3 separate regions of the Homo sapiens genome follow, and all the other regions are linked to region 1. The links are chromatin loops, found by intact Hi-C in ENCODE. Cell type or tissue: heart left ventricle. All regions are shown on one strand. Links, peaks and the distances in the headings refer to the core of each region. The heading gives the core; the rest is flanking DNA.

The links. A loop is a pair of places that touch in the nucleus more often than their neighbours do. Peaks named below come from ENCODE experiments on the same cell type or tissue, not always from the same donor. Only the 100,000 strongest peaks of a DNase experiment are listed, where the experiment ranks them.
Region 2: a loop joins it to region 1, with 3 times the contacts of the local background. A loop is called at or near these places in 31 of 110 quality-filtered maps.
Region 3: it touches region 1 in a loop (4-fold over the local background); 14 of 110 quality-filtered maps call a loop at or near these places.

Annotation. Positions count from the first base shown.
Region 1 is chr2:30,406,375-30,411,686 of GRCh38, forward strand. No RefSeq gene overlaps it. Among named protein-coding and RNA genes, the nearest start is that of LCLAT1, 38 kb to the right of the region's middle. RefSeq lists an enhancer at 3,810-4,722. In heart left ventricle, for the core only: a CTCF peak has its summit at 2,930; a DNase peak (open chromatin) is centred at 1,757; H3K27ac peaks cover 4,412 bases.
Region 2 is chr2:30,237,061-30,242,372 of GRCh38, forward strand. All of the region lies in intron 2 of LBH (LBH regulator of Wnt signaling pathway), which reads left to right. Among named protein-coding and RNA genes, the nearest start is that of LBH, 8.2 kb to the left of the region's middle. In heart left ventricle, for the core only: a CTCF peak has its summit at 2,397; a DNase peak (open chromatin) is centred at 2,421; H3K4me3 peaks cover 2,867 bases; H3K27ac peaks cover 3,877 bases.
Region 3 is chr2:30,690,079-30,695,390 of GRCh38, forward strand. No RefSeq gene overlaps it. Among named protein-coding and RNA genes, the nearest start is that of CAPN13, 110 kb to the right of the region's middle. In heart left ventricle, for the core only: a CTCF peak has its summit at 2,516; no DNase peak of the experiment used is centred there; H3K27ac peaks cover 3,605 bases.

The DNA.
Region 1 (5,312 bases), core at 254-5,253:
GAGATTCCCCAATCTCAGCCTCTTACTTACATGAACCTGTGTCTTCTCCAGTCGTTGCATATCTGTGTCGCCTAGGTTCATGAGTATGCATCGGCCTTTGCCAGCTATAGTGAGCCTGTCTGCTGCCATCACTCGCTGACAGCTGAGAAGCCTGTCCTGGCTACCTTGAGAGGGTAGACTTTTGTTCTCAGGCCCACATGCTCCCCATCTTCTCTCAGGGTAGGCATGTGTGTGATTGGGTGCCAAAAGAGTGGGGAGACATGTTGGAGAGCTGGATAATATAGCTTGCAAGCAGCCACTAAGACCTGGTCCGGGGTCCCTACACATTTGAAGACACACAGATGGGAGTGATGATCATGCATGGGTGCTGGTTATATTCTGCCCCAGTCCAACAATGGAACTCTCTTGAAACTGTGAAACATGGATTCCCTAGAGTTCTGATTTATTATGGGTTTACTGCTTAAGCCAAAAGTTTTTGTCACTTTGAGAATAGGTTAAAGGTTAAGAGGATCAATAGGGGGCCCAAAAGGATGTTTAAAACAGGTTCCATTAAACCAAGATCCCATACAAATCCAAGACAAAACCCAGAAATGAGTCTTAGGGATGAGAAGTAAGGCTTCACAGGAGGAGCTGGTTTCTGTCTGAGGGTGATAAGCTGCCAAATCCTTGCTCCAGAGAAGAGAGTCATGGGTTCCCAAGTGGCCTGTGAGTTGGGATAGAGTCAAGGCTGGAGGAAGGGCTTTAAGAAATGATCTTACAGCCAGATATGGTGGGTCACACCTGTAATTCCAGCACTTTGAGAGTTCGTTGCAGGAGGATCGCTTGAGCCCAGGAGCTTGAAACTAGCCTGGGCAACATGGTGAGACCCTGTCTCTAAAAAAAATAAAAATAAAAAAATAAAAAAAAAAAAAAGAAATGATCTTTCCCCAGGCCCAGCATGAGGGCCTTGACTAAATCTCTAGATTCCAGAGACTCCATCCTTTGTTCTTTAAAAAGCTGAGTGACTCTAGTTCTCCCTCCTAGACTCTCTAGATGCTACTTATTTCTGTTCGAACCAAAAAGCACCTATTAAGATCTTCTTCTGAGCCAGGCACGATGACTGGGACGTAGGGGTATGGGAAGGTAAGTTGGTTTGATGCTTGGCTTCACAGAACTTAGAACAAAGTCAAGAGAAGCCCAGCTGCTTCTCTGGAAGGAGAAGCCTCAAAATATGTTGCCCAAAATGCTGAGGCCCACTCCCCCACAAGTCTGATTCCAGATGGTATCAGAGCCGCTCTCAGATGGAAGCAGGGAGTCGTTATCTGGCTGGGTCCCTCCCATTTCCCACTCTGCAGTCATTCATCAAGTGGCTGCCCAGAGCCCAGTGCAGAGCTGAGGCTGGTTCCTGGCCTCGAGAGACATTCCTGGTCTGGATGTCCAGTCAGCTCAGCTTTTCCTAGTGAAGTAGGGGTGGGGTCGTATCTGTGCCACCTGTGCCTCCTCAAGTCCTTAGCATGCCCCCAGGGAAGCACAGGATGCTTCTCTCCATTTCTCTTTGTTTAAAACTTTCCTTAATGTCAGGGGATGGGGGTATTGGATGGACCCCCAGGGGGCTTTAAAAATTGAAAGCCAGTCCCGGCCAGGGCCCCCACCGGATGGTGAGAGAGCACAGGAGGAAGCAAAAGTGCTTGTGTTAACAGAATGTCATTTCCCAACATGATTCAGGCCCCGACGCGAGGCAGGAAAAGGAGAGCAAATGCCTTCCCATTCATCACATCGGACACAGTTATTTTTAGAGTAGCACCAGCTCAGCGCTGGGTTCCAAGGGCCCTGCCGTGGAAGGAGATGAGGCTGGGCTGATACAGTCAGTGAAGAGTGGAAATCTTGCAGGCGTGTGTGTGTGTGTGTGTGTGTGTGTGTGTGTGTGTGTGTGTAGGATAAACAGGAGGGGTGAGCAGGCAGCTTTCCTCCCAAACTGCAGACCCTGAGCCTGGCTCCTTATGTGAGCATGAAGGAAATTGGGTGTGGAAGTAATCATCTGAGGAATTGTTGGGGGAGAAGAAAGGGAGACCCTCTTTGCCTGGAACTGAAGTGGGCCTTTGGCTTAGAAAGGGTCCCCTCACATCCCCACTCTGATCTGACCTGCCTTTTCCCAGGCACTCCCCAGGCTGAGGGCAAAGCAGCCTCATCCTAGACTGGGTAGAACATTGGCTGACTGCAGGGGTTCTTGGCTTCACTATCACAGCCTTACAAACATCTGGCCAGCATGAACGCCTCCCTCCACCCAGATGCTGATGGTGAGCTGGTATCTGAGAAATGGATTCTGCTCCAATCAGCACCTCCATGCCCATTTTCTAGAAGGAGAGTCTTAACTGGACATGGTAAGAGAGTCCCTTTTTGCAAGGGACAGATGAAAGGCTTCCCTTCTTTTTCACCCATTTCTGGTCTTCTCTCCTCTCTCAACCAACTGAAGGAAAAGGAAGACCTGAGGTTGAACCCGGCCCTGAGACAAGATTGGGGTCAGGATGTGGTCCCAGGCTGCCTTTCTTCCTAGGCTGGATTCTTCCTTCTCCTTTCATCTTAAATACACTGCCCTCCTGTTTTCTACCTCTGGAGAGTTCTTGGCTCTATAAAAGATGAATCAACTATCTGGCCTGACCCTAACTAACATAAGCAGTCACAGCCTAGGATGAAACTAAGGCCCTCTTTCTTTCCACAAGGCTTTCTAGATGTGCTTCAAGGTCTATGGAAATGCAGTTTATACTACATGGGTCTTTAAGGGCCTCAGATTTGATTTACTTTCCATTAATAGCTGAACTGTCCCTGAGGTTCTGGCCAGTTTTAAACATTCTTACTGGCAAAGGGGATTAGATAGATGACTTCCTGCACAGTCATTGGATGGATTCCCATAAGCCAAGGCTAGTGGACAGAGCATCCCATAGCAGCAAGTCACTGCTACTGCCTCCACCAGGAAAGCAAAAAAAGCTCATGTGAAGTTTTGATGGGGCTGCCAGCACATTGATAAGAAATCTCCCTGATCCCTGTGTTAGCACCCACAAGGTGGAGAGCTTATCCGCTTTGCACAACAACCCAGGTGAGTAAAGGGATCGCAAAGTAATGAAAGGGGAGGCATCTGGTTCATTTATTTTTACCAATATTTTTTCTTCTGAAGACTTATTACAAAGATGGTCCAGTCATCATTTTAGCAGAAGCAGACAGGTAAGGAGGAAGCAGTATTGTCTGGGAAGCCAGGTGCACCAACCCAGCTTTGCCACTAATCTACATCCCAACTGTGATGTCGAATCAGCCACCCACCTTTCTGGACCACAAAAGGAACGACTTGAACCAAATGAACTTGAAACTCCTTTCCAAAGTACCATAAAACAACAATAACTGGGGAGATGGAGGAGCTGCCTGGAGAAGTTAGTCCTCACACTGCTGCTTGAAGCTAACAGATAGTAGAATAATCCTGGCTGACAGTTACTGATCTCCTAACCAAATGCACATCTCATCATCAGCCGTCACAACAACCCTGAATAGTAGGTATTATTTTCCCATTGTACAGATGAAAGAACTGAGGATCAAAGAGGTTAAACCAACTGCTAAAGGTCAGTAAGTGGCAAAAGCAGGCTTAGGCCTACGTCTTTCTGATGTTTAAGCCCATGTGTTTTCTGTCCTACCATATTACCTCTCAATGGATCAAGGAGAACAATGTCTGTTTGTCTGTGTGTGTGTGTGTGTGTGTGTGTGTGTGTGTGTTTGTTTTTCTTATTATTGAGCATCCTTTTTAAGGTCTGTCCCTTCTCTATACTTCATTTTTCCTTTCCATAACATTATTTATTATTATAAAAGAGCTGCAATTCTACCCACCTTTTGCTGTGCTGGAAGAAAAATGTTGATAAAGTGCCTAGCCCCATATGCCACCAAATCAGAGTCTTTTGCAAGTCACGACCAGATGATCTCATCTGAAAGCTTCTGTGTGTGTTGGGTGCTTGCAGTTGAATAGGATGAGTCAGATGTCAGCCTACTTCTTTTCCAAGCACCTGAAACCCACCAACTTCCTGCTCTTCTTTCCTTTGAAGCTCTGTGTTTCGTTGTGCTTGGGAGTCCCTGGAAGGGCCAGACTGTTTGTCCAGGTTCAACACAAGGCTTGGGGTACAGTAGGTGGAGGTACCAGTATATGTTCCAGTCTCTCTGCTAAATCATTTGTCCCTTTCTCTTTGGCTCACCCTGTTATTTTCAAAACCCATTACCCACTTTGCATTAGGAGTTTCTCAGTCATTTTTTCTTCTTTCCTGTCACTCTCCTTGTATCTCTTTGTCCTTCTCCCTCTGATCTCTGTGCCTTCCCATTCTTTCTTCTGCTTAATGACTGAGTGGCTGACAACTGGGAGTCACACAGTATTATACACACAGCAGATTGAAGTCACCTTCCCATAGACTATGACAATCGTCATGATGCCACAGTACCAGGTGTGGGGGTCCTGGAGGGCTGATAAACAAGACATTCCACTCAGCATGGTATGGAGCAGAAAAAAACTGCATCATCAGGAAATTGACTCACACATAGCAGTTCCTAGACAGAGACCTTGGCCTGCAGTAGGTGACTATGAGAGTTCACATTTCTGCTTTTTCCTCCTCACTGGTACCTGAGTTAATCATGGGGCTTTGGACATAAGGGCAACAGTAGAGTCTCAGAGACACAGGATATTGACAGCATTCCAGAATAATCTGGCACTCTTCTCTTGCTTCCATTCATTATAAGGTCTACTTTAGAGGAACGTTGCAAACAAGGTCCCCAAATGTACCAGCCTCAAAGACTCTAATCCGTTTCCTATAGGCCCAAGAAACTCCAGGTTGGAAAATGAAGTTGGCATGCTTTACTGCACCCTCAGCAAAAATGACTTCATATTTTTGGTAGATGGGTGAATAGCAACTGAAAAGGATTGTTGCCAGGTGCGGTGGCTCACGCCTGTAATCCCAGCACTTTGGGAGGCCGAGGCGGGCGGATCACGAGGTCAGGAGATCGAGACCATCCTGGCTAATGTGGTGAAACCCCGTCTCTACTAAAAAAATACAAAAAATTAGCCGGGCATAGTGGTGGGGGCCTGTAGTCCCAACTGCTCGGGAGGCTGAGGCAGGAGAATGGCGTGAACTCGGGAGGCGGAGCTTGCAGTGAGCCGAGATTGCGCCACTGCACTCCAGCCGGGGCGACAGAGCGAGACTCCATCTCAAAAGAAAAAAAAAAAAGAAAAGGATTGTTGCAATAAGTAGAGGTGATATCTAGACACATTTATCTGTGGGTTAAAAGGAGCTTGTCTTATTCTCAGTTCC
Region 2 (5,312 bases), core at 273-5,272, 170 kb before region 1:
GACTGGCACTTGGCTGGAGCCCCTTCCCTTTGCATGCTCAGGCTCGGCTCAGGCCTGGGGGCAGGGGATCTCGGAGCTCTGTTCTTGGCATTCCTCCTAAGGATAATAATAGTACGTGGCTTTTACTGAGACCTGCTTTTCTAAGGAACTGAGAGTGGGAAGGAGACATCAATCCAGACTTGGCAGATGAAATAGGATCTCAGGCTTGTGATTTGACCTTGAAAGAAAGTCATCAAGTAAATGGCACATTGGACTTTGTCAGTCACTTCACTGCCTTGCAGATCTATCGAGAGTGAAGCTTTCCTGATTTCTCTGTACCAGCTGTGACGTTTCTTTTAATGCCTGTGGCATTTTGTACTTGCCAATGATGCCGCTTCGAGGATACGGGTCCTGTTTTACCTTCTCTTTGCCCAGGTCCTTGAAGGCAAGGGAGGACTTATCTTCATCTTTGTACCCTGCCCCCACCCAAGGTGCCTAAGTGCTAAAAGTGGGTGGTGGTTGTTTCCATGAAGTTGAGTCTCCTGATTCTAAAGCTGGTCACCTTCTCTTCTGCCTTAGCTTCTGGAAAGGGCCTCCTCACGCTCATGCCTACCAAGGTTTCAGATAGATGCCCTTTTAATCCCCTGAAAGATTCAAGGAAGCCCCAGCTACTGGTCCTGGGGCAGTTAGGGCTGTGTTGTGAGCCAGTGCCTTGTTTTGTAGTAACATTCATTTGGAGAGGCAGTTCAGTAAGGGAAATCCACGTGTGCACATTCACTTAACATGAATTGTGACACCCTGTGGGGTGGGTGAGTAAATGGTTGCTAGAAAGTCTGAGTACATTTTGGGCAGGCAGGCTGTGGGTGGCGGCCAGCTCACCAGCTGAGTGGGGAGGGTCTCCAGCAGGATGTTGATGTCCCTGATGGCAGCAGCTCCCTCCCCACTTCCATCCAGCCTGTGGAACAGGAATTTCTGCTGCCCAGTGCCTTCTTCCTTACCCTAATTCAAGGAAGCAAGTCAGCAGCTGCTTCTTTGGCTCCAGGGACTCTAAAAATATGGTGTTAGGGAATGCCTCTGCGACTGGGTCTCCTTCGATGCTGTGCCCGACTTGGCCTGGGCTCTGTCTGGGGAAGGGTCTTGGGAATTTGCCTGTGGGCACCGACACTGCCTCCACCCAACGGCACTGGGACCCTGGCCTTGCTACTCTAACTTCCTCAGCACAGCAGCCGAGGCGTCTACAGTTTCATCACCCCAGCTAAGGTCCAGATACAGATGTGGCTCCTTGGTTTTCATTTAAAACTTCCTTCTAAAGCACCTGGACCAAGGTCTGAACACATCATCCTTCTCCAGGCTCTTTAAATTTCTCTAATCAGCACACGTCCCTTCCTGGCTGCCCCTTGTATTCTTTCTGCTTTTATTCTTGGTCATGTCCCCACCATTTGACATCCATCTGTCAGTCAGGCAAGCGAGGGAGGATGCTCTGGGAGGGAGGAAGCCAGGAGGAGCGATTTCTTCACACACCACAGTGCTTGTGTGCACCACACATTCCCTTTGATAAACAGAGCTGAGAGCTTCCTGCATCTTCCCCTTCATTCCCCAGGTGGGAGGGAGTGATGTCCTAGTGCTTTCTATGGTAGGGAAGAGCAGGCTAGCGGGCTGACTTTTCTTGCCTCAGCCTTAGTATTTGCCTCGTGCAGTTGGAGAGCCTCAGCTATGGCCCTGCATTGAGAGGTGGTCTGAAGGACCATTGTGGGTGGACGACCAGCCTTTCCCGGCACAAGATCTCTTGCCCCTTTGTCTCTCAGGTCCCAAATAGCCACCTTCTTTCTCTCACTCCTCCCCACTCTTTTTTTTTTTTTTTTTTTTTTGAGATGAAGTCTCGCTGTGTCGCCCAGGCTGGAGTGCAGTGGCGCGATCTCTTCTCACTGCAACCTCCACTTCCCGGGTTCAAGCGATTCTCCTGCTTCAGCCTCCCGAGTAGCTGGGACTACAGGAGTGTGCCACCACGCCCAGCTAATTTTTTGTATTTTTAGTAGAGACGGGGTCTCTCCACGTTGGCCCTTCCCACTCCTTGTCAGAAGCAGCAACTCATCTCTCAAAGAACAGGCTCAGTTTGTTTCATCACCGAAGTTAGGCGGTAGCTCGGAAACCCCTTCTCTTTGCTCACATCTCTGCTGAGCCTCTCTTGATGGAGACCTCCTGAGCCTGGCTTCACTCTGCCGGTTCCACCTGGGTGGAATGCGTGTGTGGAAACAGGTGACGGGTTAAGCCCTTAGGAAGGTTTCTGGTCCGTGGCCTCTGTCCCCCACCAGCTCACGAGGCCATTCTGGGCATAACGCATCCACTCTATCCGCCTCCTCCTCATTACCCCTGTCTCATTGCTTACTCCCAGCTGTAGTTCCCCACATGTCCTCAAGAGTTTGGGAGGCGCTGCTGAGCAGCTGCACGCAAGTCCCATGGTCACCAGGAAACATCTTTCACAATGTCAGACTTAAAAGGCCTCAGTAGTCCCTGGAGAGACATAGAGCTAAAAATTCCAGAACATTTGGCAGGAGGCATCCAGCCGCGGACACATGTTCCTGGGATTGCAACAACTTTCTTTTCTCCTATCCCTACTCCCCCCACCCGCCTCTCTCCTTGACAAAAATCACAGGAATGGGATGTAGAACAGGCAGTTAGGGCCACGGGTCTCAAAAGCACAAGTAATGTGTTTCTCTGAGTGGCACTGGGCCCGTGTCTGCACATTCTGCCTCTATGTGAGTCATTGTTCACCTTGTTCAGAGCAAATCTACTCTGTATGAGGATCCAGCACCTTCCCTCCTACACTACCCTGCAGAGGGCTGGAATTATTCCCATGGGGATTTCCTCCTGGGCCCCATAAGCCCCCTGGTCACAACAGTGAGTCTGTAGCCTGGTCAGGGAGAGAACAAGCTTTCTTCACTTTCCCAGCCAACACGTTGCATACTAGGGCCATACATCCCGGCCTCCTCTCAAGGGGCCTGTGTTGGGCCTGACGCCTCTCTCTCCAAGAGGTTATGTGTTCATCTCTCTGCTGAGCCAGGGGCTGTGTCTTAGGCTGCTCTTTGTTTCTAAGACGCTGGGCACAGTGTCCTACAAATAGTTGCTTAATGAGCCTGGATGATGGATTGGCCCTTCCTCTCTCCCCGTCCTGCACTGAGAATCCTTTTATCTTGGCAGTCTCATGAAGCCAATTTTTATAGGATCAGCATTTTCTCTAAGTAGGCCCGGTCTCCCACGTTGGATAGAAAGGATGGTACTGTTAGGGAAAGGGATGAGTTTGGGTGGCGAATGTTGTGACTGTAGCCAAGAGCTATTCCTGGGTGTCTAGTGAATGTCCTGAAATGATCTTGCAGGCCTGAGTCCTGAAGTAGTCCTCAGAGGATATGAAGACAGGCCCTCATTCACACAGGGCGTAGACTTGCTGGGGGCTTCATTCCTTCCCAGTCTAGTAGCTTCTGTGCTGCCTCTGACTGCCTCTCACCTCGCCACCTGCCCTTCCCTTGTCCTCAAGCGCAGCTCAGGAAGATATCGTTATCAGCACATCAAATCCTCTGCTTCCTTCCTGGGCTGAGGGAGGGCCCCTTATTACACAGATCCATCTTGAAGAACAATTTCAATTTGCCCAAAGTTTCTCCAAACTATAGTCAAGCTGGCATTTTAACCTCAAGGAAACTTTGGGAGCCCCCTCAAGCCCCCTCTCCGGTGGACTTAATTGCCTCCCACCGGCAGTAGCTTATTTTAGGTAAACTGTGTAGAAGAGACCCCAAGCGTTTAGCTGAAACTCATACACTTCTTGCCTCTCAGCCAGGAATTTTATTTGAACCAATGGGAAGGAAAATTCTGGATTTCTCACATAAAATGGAATTGGTCTAAGCAAAGAGGGCACTCCTAAATTTTAGTACAGATACAGTTGGTGTCTAAGCCTGACTTTCTCTTGATTTGGTGGTTCCCAAACAGAATTTAAAATATACCTTGAACTCATCTTCCAGCTTTTCTTAGGAGAGCTTAAAGCACTTGTTCAAACTGGATTTAAGAGGTATCCTTGGCTTTCCCAAATTCCTAAACATTTTCACTAGATGTAGCCCTGCATACAAGCCCTAATTTAGTAGGTGGCCTTAAGGTCAGCCACTTATCCCCATGGACGTAGGCAGTGGTGCCAGCGCACATCCACTAACACACACACATTCACACACACAACTGTAAGGGCAGATGGGGGTTAATAAGTGGTTGTTTTAGATTAGTGTTTTAATTATAGGAAGTTTTTCCTTCCCTTTCCCTCTGTTGGCAATTTCATATTTTTATTGATAAAATATGTATTTTATTATTTTTATGCTTACTTTTCCAATTTTAAAAGAAACATATGCTCATTATGGAATTTCTATTTTTATTTTCTTTCTTTCTTTTTTTTTTTTTTTTGAGATGGTATTTTGCTCTTGTTGCCCAGGCTGAAGTGCAATGGTGCGATCTCAGCTCACTGCAACCTCCGCCTCCCAGGTTCAAGGGATTCTCCTGCCTCAGCCTCTTGAGTAGCTGGGACTACAAACACGTGCCACCATGCCGGGCTAATTTTTGTATTTTTATGAGTAGAGACGGGGTCTCACCATGTTGGCCAGGCCGGTCTCAAATTCCTGACCTCAAGTGATCCTCCCCCCTCAGCCTCCCCAAAGTGCCAGGATTATAGGCAGGAGCCACCGCGCCCAGCCTATTTTGTTTCTTAAATTTTTTTGTTTTTCAGTCACCACAATTTCACCATGCATAAATCACAACGGTTAACAATTTAGCATCTTTGCCTTCTTTTCCTGTGCACTTACGTTTTTATGTAGCCAAGATCACACGTTGCATTTTGCTGCTTTCCTTAACAGCGTCTAAGTCATCAGCACTCTATTGTGATGATTTATCTTAAAAATATTCCAAGCGATCATTTTTAGTAACTGTGTAATATTATATCATAAAGTTAAAACATAATTTGTCATTCAATTGTTGAAATTTTTAGGTTACGTATATTTTCTCTTATAAATATGTAAATATGTATATAAAAAGTTATATACAGTTTTTTATAAATCTTTGTGCATACTTTATACTGTTTCCTTAGCATAGAGACTGTGGAATAGGATTTCTTGAAAAAAGGTAAAAGTGTGAGTATGCATATATACTGTTACATATATGTTATTATTATAAAGGTAATATTCTTTTTTTTTTTGGAGATAGAGTCTCACTCTGTGGCCCAGGCTGGAGTACAGTGGTGCAATCTCGGCTCACTGCAACCTCTGCCTTGTGGGTTCAAGCGATTCTCCTGCCTCAGCCTCCCAAGT
Region 3 (5,312 bases), core at 273-5,272, 280 kb after region 1:
ATCCCCAAGGCCCAGCCTCAGGCCTGGTGCTCAGTGGGAACTTAAAGAATCCCTGTTAAAATAAAGATGGATGGCTCTGACCTCCAAATGCCAAGACCGGGCTGTTTGCAAATCTAAAGGCTCCTAGGCAGCAGTGGGAGGAATTTGAGCAGAAACATGGAACAGCATGTCCAAGGACATAAATTCCAAGTTATTTTTGTTGGGAAATCTGAAGAAAATAATTCCATCCACATTCCCCACGTCGGAACTGTTCTCCCAGGTTGGCTTCAGCAGCGGCCCATTCCAGCCACCCCTCCTTCCTGCAGGCAGAGGTGAGGCCCTAGGAGGGAGCAGGGCAGGCCAAGTACCCTATTCGGGAGAAGGTGTCCCTGGATCATTGCCTTGGCTTGGGAAGATGATGGCACCAGGTGGCAGGGGCTGAGCCACAGGTAGTGGATGGAAAGGGCCTGTCATCTGGGCAGAAACTCAGACCCTGAGGGTCCATGTCCTTAATGAGGGGGGAATGGGGCTGGGAGGTGCCCACGTCACCAGGAAGCATTTCTGATGCTCCCCCTACTACAGGGCTCTCACTTAGCACAGTTTAAACCCAATTTATTCCAAAGTTATATGACTAAAACATCTTTCAGCTTGCCCCCTGTTAAATGTATATTGTATTCATTTACAAATTATTTGACGTAAATTACTGTACAGATCTGTGTATTATACACATTAAAACTTTTAAAAAAGAAAAGCATGGAAAAGTGAAAGGATATAAATAAATGTAAACAGAGCATCCACATTTTGATCCTGCATTGGGAACAAATGAATTTGGTGGACATGCCCCACTCTGGAGACCCCCGGTATAAACTACGCTTGCTTTCATTGCTCTTCTGTTTCTTTGTATCTTGCTTATTTGTTGGTTCAATTTAGTGAGAGCCTCTCCTGCCAGGCAGGGTGGGTATCTTGTTTTTCCACCTGGTTTATAAAGTTGCTAAAACACCAGAACATTAATGCTTTGGGCAGCACATTGTACACAGCTGGTGCCTCATAAAGGCAGTGAACCCCTCCTGAACACCTCCTTTAGTCCAGCTTCGTGGCAGTCCTTAGGGTTTCCAAAAATAAGACCTGCTTCCCACCCTCACGATGCTCACGATCCCGGGGAGAGACAGGCTCACAGAGACCACACTTCTGCCAATGCCCTGCATGTCAGGGAAGAGCTGTGTACACCCTTTGGGGATACTGAGGAAGGAGCAGTAATCACATTGGGGGTGCAAGAGGGGCACCACACAGAGCTGTCTGAGTTGGGCGTGAGGGATGGCTAGGCCCCCTGAGGGGGAGGAGCAAAGGAAAGATGGCAGAAGCAGAGGTGGAGCATGTGCAAAGGACCAGAGGCCTGGAGGTGCATTTCGAGAGGCACAGAGGCACAGTTTCAGAGGCACAGAGGTGCATGATTTCGGGTGTGGCCACTGGGCCATTATGGCTGGAACTCATGGGAAATGGAAGGAGTTGTGACAGAGGAGGCTGGGAAGCTGGGCAGGAGATGTCCATGGAGGTTCTAGGCAGGAAAGTATGTGGTCACTCTACCTGTGTGGCTTTCCTGCCTGTAGGGGCTCAATTGGAGTGTCCTTTTCTCCACCTAGCTTCAGCCCAAGGGAAACAGGGGACCAGACAGCTGGTGAGGGGGCAGCTCAAACTGTGGAAGAAGAGAGGCTCTCTCAGCCCTCCTCCCTCTCCAGTGCTGAGGCAACAACAGGCCCAGGCCACACTGGGGGATGTGGAGATCTGGAGAGCCATGGGCTTCATTCACAGAAGCTGACCCACCACCCCACCACAGCCCCCACTCAGAGGCCTTGGGGCATCCCTGGGGGCTCCAGCCTTGAACAGGGGCTTTGCCTGGCTCTAGTCTGGGGATGTCACCCCAGCTGCCCTCACCAGCTCTGCGTGGGAATCCTGCTTCAGGGCCAGCGGCCCCTCCCTGCCCCTCCAGTGAGTCCATGGCCCTGAACTCCTTCCCCGCTCCCTGCGATGGGAGGCTTGTGGCCTAGATCTGGGGAAAAGCCCCAGAGCCTGAGGCAGCTCCAAGCTGACCTGATCACATCCGCTCTCAGGGGATGGGAGGTGTGAAGATGCTGGTTTCTGAAGTTGGGGGTGGGGGCTGCCCACAGGGGAAAGATCCATGAAGAGGGAGACGACCCCACCCCCACCCGCAGTCTTCCCTGGTACAGCACGTGGCCCTGGGCCTGCGGGATTTTCATGCTCGACCAACTGCCATGGGCCCTAAGCCCTCCTGGTTCAGGCCTCGGTGTGGGGCAGGTGTGGCTGAGAACCAGACTTGGGAATTCAGGGTCAGCCTCAGTCCAGAGGCTGGGAGGAGTTGAGAGGAAGGTCGGGTGTTGCTGAGTCCCAGCTTCAGTAGGAACATGCCTGGTCTTCAGGCACATGGAGAGGCGAGAGAGAACCCCAGGAGGTACTGTCCGGGGCTGGGTCAGCAGGAGCCATTGCTCTGTGCATTGCTCTGTGTCTCCAGTGACACCCAGAGGGCAGAACTGCAGCTGACCCAATGCCGAGGCAGGGAGTGGGGAGCCTTGTGTAAGAGAAATCTGAAGCAAGGTTCAGGATGATCCAGGCCAGTTTAATAAACACAGGATGGAGAGGCCCCAAGCTAGGCCACTTCAGGATGCCCTCAGCCCACAAAGCCCAAAGTAAATCAGAAGTCCCCATCGTCATCTGTAAAGCCTATGGATTGGTTTTCTCACATGGCAAAGGGAACTTTGCAGATGTGATCAGGTAAAGGATCTTGAGATGGGGAGATGACCCTGATTATCCGTGTGGGCTCAATGGAATCACAAGGGTCCTTACAAGAGGGAGGCAAGAGGGTCAGAGTCAGAGAGTAGATATGACCACGGAAGCTGTTGTCCATGTGATGTGGTGCCATGGGCCGAGGAACACGGGCAGCCTCTAGAAGTTGCAAAAGTCAAGGAAGTGAAGACACTCCTAGCTAGAGCCAGAAGGGGCGCAGCCCTGCCACCACCGTGGCTTTACGCCAGTGAGGCTGATTTTGGTGTCTGACCTCTAGAACTGTGAGATCATACATATTTGTCATTTTAAGCTACTCATTTTGTGATAAATTGTTTCAGCAACAACAGGAAAGTAATATGAGGCATGAACTTTTCCAGAGCTAGAGAGGGGTAGAGGTTAAAACTGAATCCAAGTCTGACTCCAAAAGATGTTATGACCTGAATTTTCATGTTCCCCTACAATTCATACGTTGAAGCCCTAAATCCCAGCCCATGAGGCCTCTAAGAAAGTAACTAATGTTAAATGAGGACCTAAGGGTGGGGTCCTGATCAGATGGGATTAGTGCTCTGATAAGAAGAAACAATGGAATACAGTTCTCTCTCTCTCTCTCTCTCTCTCTCTCCTCTCTCTCTCTCTCCTCTCTCTCTCTCTCTCTCTCTCCTCTCTCTCTCTCTCCTCTCTCTCTCTCTGTCTCTCTCTCTCTCTCTCTCTCTCTGACACAGCAAGAAGGTGGCTGCCTACAAGCCAGGAAGAGAGCCCTCACCAGAACCTGACAGTGCTGGTCCCTTCATCCTGGACTTCCAGCCTCCAGAGCTGTGAGAAATAAGCCACTCAGTCTATGATATTTTGTTATGGCAGCTCGAGCAGATGAATACAGATGTTAAGAAGCTCAGAACGCACAGTAAAGGGTGATACTACTTGTCCAGGTAAGAGAGGTGTCCCAGCCTACAGCCAAGCTGGATGGACCAATGCTGAGCCTTGCCTTGAGGCACTGGAAGGGTGCTCCACAGGAATCAGGAGCTGAGAAGCTCAGAACTGCAAAATGGCCCCTAGCCCCTGCTTTTTCATGGAGGAGCTGCAGCTACCTGACAGCTCTCTGTTCTCACAGGGGTTAGGACCCAGGAGCTGCCCTTCCATGATCACAGCTGGCTCGGGCTTCTGCTGACAGGCGAGGCTGGGCTGGCTTGCCAGCAGAACCTCTTATCTCCTTCATGTGGAGTGAGTGGAAGGCAGGGGACCTTTCTTGACACTTGGAAGAGACAAAGCCCAGCTCTACCATGACTGACCACGAGACCCTGGATAAATCACTGACTCATTCCTGTCCTCAGTCTCTCCAGCTGTAGATGGGATGGCAATGTCTACCTCTGCGGACTGTTGGAAGGATCAGTTGCATGTTAGTCTAAGTGGAACTGATGCTCAGCTGGTACACAGTGCTATGACCGCTCTGCCTCCCATTGTCAGGGGCTGGAGTCCCTTCTGGCTGGCAGCTGCCTGCACCTCGCCAGGGATTAAACCATTTTACTCTACCCCTTGGAACTAAATCAAGTATTCTTAAGCTCCAATTACCTGCTACCAACCAGCACACCTGGTAAATACATTTCTATGGGGCTGGCCTCCCGTGCTGAGCTTTTACTTCTCTGTAACAGGGAGGTGTGGATTCTCGAGTGCCTCCCTGTGAGGGAGACATTTGGTCACCTGGAGCCTCTGGCCAGTAGTCTGTTTTAAGCAGCACCATTGTTCCTGCTATTCTCCCCTTTCCAGAATGCCTAGTGGGAAGCCTGTACACTTCCCCCACCTCTTATTCCTGACCATAGTCTGAGAGCTCTGGGAGGGAATGAGGGACTGGGGGACAGTCAAGCAAGGGGAGAGAGCCAGCAGGGACAGCCTCTTCAAGTGACCTTCCCAGATTTTTTTTGAAAGTATCATTCAGTGATACATCTACTCACGATGCTATATTTATCTATGAAAGAGGCAGGATATTTTTGAGCGGATGTAATTTCTGGCTCTCTCCCTTCAAGAAAAAAAAAAGTGTCATTCCTATTCATTTCTTCCTGCCTCTGCTTCTGTCTCTCACACATTTCTTTTGTATAAACATACCCCCCACACATGCACACACACGCACATACACATACACACATCTGTGCACACACACAGAGGCAGGCACATGGTCCAAGAGCTAAAATTCCGTGACTCTCTTTGGCTGATTCAGACTTATCTAGCATGATGCATAGAAAGGCAGATAGACAGGAGGAACAGGAGAAACAAAAAGGAAACTGAGTTTGTTCATTTATATTTTTGCCTCCAACTTCACTGAACACTTAATGTTATGGGAAATTGGATGAGGGCAAGAGAAAGCTCTGAGAGACACCTGCCAGGGTAGCAGTTGGGTGAACCAGGTCAGAAAGAACACTTTTCTCTCTGGCTTCCAAGAAGTCACAGAGAGCAGAGGTACCCCATTTGCAGGTGACCCAAAGCTGAGACCTGGGGTAAGGGAAGTCTGAAGCAAGATTCAGGATTTTTAGGGCAAGCCTGAG